2 separate regions of the Homo sapiens genome follow, and region 2 is linked to region 1. A link is an interaction called in ENCODE POLR2A ChIA-PET data of the cell type or tissue named here. Cell type or tissue: OCI-LY7. All regions are shown on one strand.

Region 1 (2,500 bases):
ACGCCTGTAATCCCAGCACTTTGGGAGGCCAAGGCGGGCGGATGACGAGGTCAGGAGATCAAGACCATCCTGGCTAACAGGGTGAAACCCCGTCTCTACTAAAAATACAAAAACAAAATTAGCCGGGCGTGGTGGCAGGCTCCTGTAGTCCCAGCTACTCGGGAGGCTGAGGCAGGAGAATGGCGTGAACCTGGCAGGCGGAGCTTGCAGTGAGCCCAGATCGCGCCACTGCACTCCAGCCTGGGCGACAGAGCAAGACTCCGTCTCAAAAAAAAAAAAAAAAAAGGAAAACCCCAACTTTCCACACCTAAGTAACAAAAGAACCAGACGTTACTCCCTTTGCAACCCCCTCCCCACTACACAACCACACACACACACACACACACACACACACACACTTTAGCCGTGTGGCAGATGTGAAATTGAAAGTATCTCTGATTCGTTGCTTTCTGCAACCAATCAGACGCTTGCATAGGAGTGTAACTTTGTAACTTCACTTTAGCCTCTGATTGGTTGCTTTCCACAACCAATCAGACTGATTGTGGAGCCACTACTTCATTTACATAGGGTGTACACCATGTAACCAATGGGAAACCTCTAGAGGGTATTTAAACCCCCGAAAATTCTGCAAAAGGAGTCTTGAGCTGGTATTACCTTTTCGTTTTCAATAAATCTCTGCCTTTATTCCTTCATTCTTTCCTTAGTTTGTGCGTTGTGTCCAGTTCTTTGTTCAAAACGCCAAGAACGTGAATACTCTCCACCGGTAACTGTTATTGTTGTTAGTAATAGTGGTATTACAATTTTGACGTTAGTTTGGCTAATTAATAAATCTAGGGATATTTTGCAATATCTAGATGTTCTCGCAAGTTTTCTATATGTAGCTATCAGCCAACGTTACAAAGGCCGTGAAAAAAAAATGATCAGAGCATGGCCCATATCGTCGTGCCTCTTGTGTACACATTGGTTTCACGTAGTTTTGTTTCATCTTCTGCCAATTCTAAAAGGGTATGCAAGGCAAGATACCATAACCTATATAAACTTACATGACCTGTATAAAGGACGTGCCTAAGAAGACAACATGCTAGCTGATGACAGATCCTGAACAGACACCTGTTCTGGATGACCTAAGTGAGTTTCTCCTTTTATTTCAAATTTCTTAGAAAGAATCACCCTTGGGGCACGTAAGAACTGGCTCAAATGGGAGTGCCTGACGCGGGGTGGGGGGCTGGGGGCGGGGTAGGTGGTGGCCGTGAGAAGGTAGCCGTGAGAAGGTGGGAGAGGAAGGGGTGGTTAAACTATTAGGGATGCAGGCTTTGGCACCACTACGAAGCCAGGGTTTTCTTTGTGTTTTAACTGTCAGATTGAGAGTAGCTCTGTTGTAGCCCCTTTGCAGGGTTCCCATGAGACTTTTCCTAGGTAGTTACGTTGACTCGCTTAGCAACATAGCAAATTACAGAAACGGAGTAAGAACGTAAGAAATCGCAAAGCACGTGACGTATGGGATCTCACTGTTCTTGGCCCTTCTCCCGACCCGTAGCCCTGCTCTGCTACGACTGCGTGGGTGAGTCGTCTATAAAAACTCATCTCTGCGCGTCTCTTCGCCACATTCGCTTCCTGCTTTCGGTGTGTCTGTTGTGTCTTGTTGCGGGCACCGCAGTCGCCGTGAAGATGGCGTCTACCAGCCGGTTAGTATGTCCCGCCGAGCCCGGCGAGCTGAGGGGCGGGCGCGAGCGCCGCCGGCTTTTAGGCGGCCTCCGGGCAGCCTCGTAGGGCTGAGCGCCTAGGGGTATGGGAGAGAAGCGGCGGGACTGGCCGACGGGCCGGGACAAAGGCACTTCCAGACGGCAGGACTGTCAGGGTGTCGCAGGGGTTACCGAGCTGTTGACGTTATTGCCCTGGAGTCTTATGTAGATATCACCCTATGTGGGTCCTGGTGGGCTACTGTGTCCCCAGTCCTTGCCCTCGTATCTTTTCCCAATATTTCAATCTCCCTTTATTTTCTCTTCTTCCCACCCTCCCTCCTCTCCTCCCCCGCGCCCCCCCCCCCGCTTGTTTTTTTCATCTACGGCCCAAACAACCCGAGGGTCCGTAATTTCTCCTTTTCAAAGGAACGGGAAACAGTTAGTTTCAGGTTCCTATCGATCTGACAGCTAGGAAGTTGGGAACGTCAGCATTGGTAAGCCAGATGGAACCTGGTTGGTTACCATCACAGCGGGCCTCGGAAGTGGAAGCTAGAGCCATCGGAAGAGTTGATTAGTTCCCTGCTAAAGGATTTGTTTACAAATATCGTTGCCTGTGTACTTCTGAAGAAAATCTTGCCAAAGAAAATTAGTTATATGTGCTGGGAGGTCGCTTTTTAGTATATATTTAAGAATGCAGTGTACTCATATCTACAGGAAATGCATGCAGTACCCTCAGAAACAGCCTTTAATCTTGTGACCTGAAAAATGCTTGCAGACCCTAATTATGTCTCTCATTACCACTGTGAGGTAGATATTAG
Region 2 (2,500 bases), 1.1 Mb before region 1:
AAAGACAATGGGGGTCAGTAACACAGGAGCAAAGTATTTTTCAGGCTTTTTAAATTTTTGGAGCTGAAATATCACTATGTTGCCCAGAACGGCCTCCAACTCCTGGGCTCAAGTGATTCTCCTGCCTCAGCCTCCTGAGTAGCTGGGATGACAGGCATGTACTCTAGCCCCATGCCTGGGTTTTTTTTTTTTTTCCCAGCATATTAATATGTTCTTCACTTCACCCTATTATATCATTGTGGTAAAGGAGTTTCTGTTGTCTTCCTGGCCCTTTTCAGTTCAAAAGTCTGTCAGTTGAGAATGTTTGTTTACTTCCTACCACAGAGTTTTTTTTATCCTAAAAGCTCTCCCTAGATGGAGTGGGGGTGGGGAGGATCTCCCTTATCCTGCCAAGCAAACTAAATAGAAACTTGAAAGTTTACATATAACTGGAGTGGGGTGGCTCAGATGCCTGTAAACCCAGCACTTTGGGAGGCTGAGATGAGAGGATTGCTTGAAGCCAGGAGTTCAAAACCAGCCTATGCAACATAGCGAGACCCTGTTTTTTCCAAAAAAGACAGAAAGAAAGAAATTAGCTAGGTGTGGTGGCACACACCTGTAGTCCCAGCTCCTCAGGAGGCTAAGGCAGGTGGATCGCTTGAGTCCAGGAGTTCAAGGTTACAGTGAGCTATGATCATGCCACTGTACTCCAGCTTGGGTGACAGAACAAGATCCTGTCTTTCTCTAAAATAAAAATAAAATAAAGTAAAATAAAAACAATAAATAATTTTTAAAAAATTTTAAAGAAGTTTGCATACAGAATTAGCAAGATAATTATAAAGGCTATGTTTATGGATTTGTAATTGCCTAACAGGTTCTTACCCACTGCACAGGTAAATGCAATTCACTGAGACAGTATTATTGCAGTAAAGAGTTTAATTAACACAAGGCCAGCCAAGCAGAACTGAAGTTATTACTCAAATCAGTCTCCCCAGCAACTCAGAGGCCAGGGTTTTTATGGATAATTTGGTGGGTAGGGAGCAAGGGAAGGGGTGCTGCTCATAGGTTAGGAATGAAATCACAGGGGTGTGGAAAACAATTACGTGCACTGAGTCAGCCTCTGGGTGGGGCCACAGGACTGGCTGAAGCCTGAGCCTCAGGTCTGGGTGAGGTCAATCAGTTGCCAGAATGTAAAAATCTGAAAAGTATCTCAAAAGACCAATTTTAGGTTCTACATTAGTGATGTTATCTACATGAGCAACTGGGGAAGTCACAAATCTTGTGACCACATGACTCTGACCACATGACTCCTGAGCAGTAAGGATTATATAAAATATGCCTGTAGTTTAGCAGAATTCAGGCCCCTCCCATAATCTTAATCTTGTGGTCTCTCAGTCTTACAAAGGTGGTTTCAGTCTGTTAATAAAGAGATTACTTTTAGAAAAGGACTATTATCATCTTGCTTTAAAGTTAAACTATAGGCTGGGAGTGGTGGCTCATGCCTGTAATCTCAAGCACTTTGGGAGGCCGAGATGGGAGTATGGCTTGAGACCAGCAGTTTGAGACCAGCCTGGTCAACATAGCAAGACCTCATCCCTATTTAGTTAAAAAAAAAAAAAAAAAGGTAAACTATGACTATATGACTAAATTCCTCCCATGGTTAGCTTGGTCTATGCCCAGCAATGAGGAAAGACAGCCAGGCTGTGAGGCTAGAAGCAAGATGGAGTCAGCCATGCTAGACTGGTCTCGCTATCATAATCTCTGCAAAGGTGGTTTCAGATTCAGGGCCTTGCTCTACAAAATGTCCTTAAAAATATGATGCCTTCAATTTCAGAGGAAATAGTGAGATTTCTAAACAACATGTGACTTTTTGCCTAGGAGCTAAAAGCTTTCAACTCCTCTTCTTCCATCACGCTATCTGCAAGATGAAAGGAACCAATCTACGATTTCTAGCAGATTCTTGGAATTTGTAATTCAACTAATGCCTACCAAATATCTGCCATGTGCAGTACTGGGTGGTGAAAATGCAATTTTGTATCATTTAGGCATAATTCTCATGGTATCTACAACCTTGCTTTGAGCAATAACATACTAGGACAAAGGTTAACACAAATAATATTATTTCTTTTGCCATGTCAACCTAACAGCAAAAGAAGAAAACATTTCTCCAAAATGACTTATCCGAAAGACCCTAAGCCTTACTGGAGATTCTCAAGGAATAAGTCACTGTGGTTCAGAAGTTAATGGAAAAGCATTCCAAATTCCTTCTGTTCTTTCCTTCAATAGTGACTTCACTTAACCTTGATAGTGACAAAGAGACTTCGTCAAGGAAAAACAACTGTGAAAGGAAAAAGGAATTTGAAGAGTAATTCAATCTTAACCATCCTTTCAACTGGAAATTTGAGCTTATAAACAGTGCCAGAAAAATGTGTTAGAGACATAGCTGGAAAAAAAATGTAACTTTTTCTTAAACTCCTGCAAATGACAGAATTAGTCATAGGAATCAAAAAGGGAACAATCT

The links. ChIA-PET counts read pairs that join two places held together with the same protein. Peaks named below come from ENCODE experiments on the same cell type or tissue, not always from the same donor. Only the 100,000 strongest peaks of a DNase experiment are listed, where the experiment ranks them.
Region 2: POLR2A ChIA-PET joins it to region 1 with 17 read pairs; 2 of 35 experiments call an interaction of 5 or more read pairs at or near these places.

What each region holds. Positions count from the first base shown.
Region 1 is chr1:88,890,668-88,893,167 of GRCh38, reverse strand. It overlaps GTF2B (general transcription factor IIB), which reads left to right and starts at 1,601. Exons shown (of 7, transcript NM_001514.6): 1 at 1,601-1,685. The coding sequence starts at 1,669. RefSeq lists an enhancer at 1,316-1,425. In OCI-LY7, no CTCF peak of the experiment used is centred here; DNase peaks (open chromatin) are centred at 497, 1,537 and 2,207; H3K4me3 peaks cover 2,079 bases; H3K27ac peaks cover 1,446 bases.
Region 2 is chr1:89,951,995-89,954,494 of GRCh38, reverse strand. No RefSeq gene overlaps it. Among named protein-coding and RNA genes, the nearest start is that of ZNF326, 42 kb to the left of the region's middle. In OCI-LY7, CTCF peaks have their summits at 876 and 1,084; a DNase peak (open chromatin) is centred at 1,114.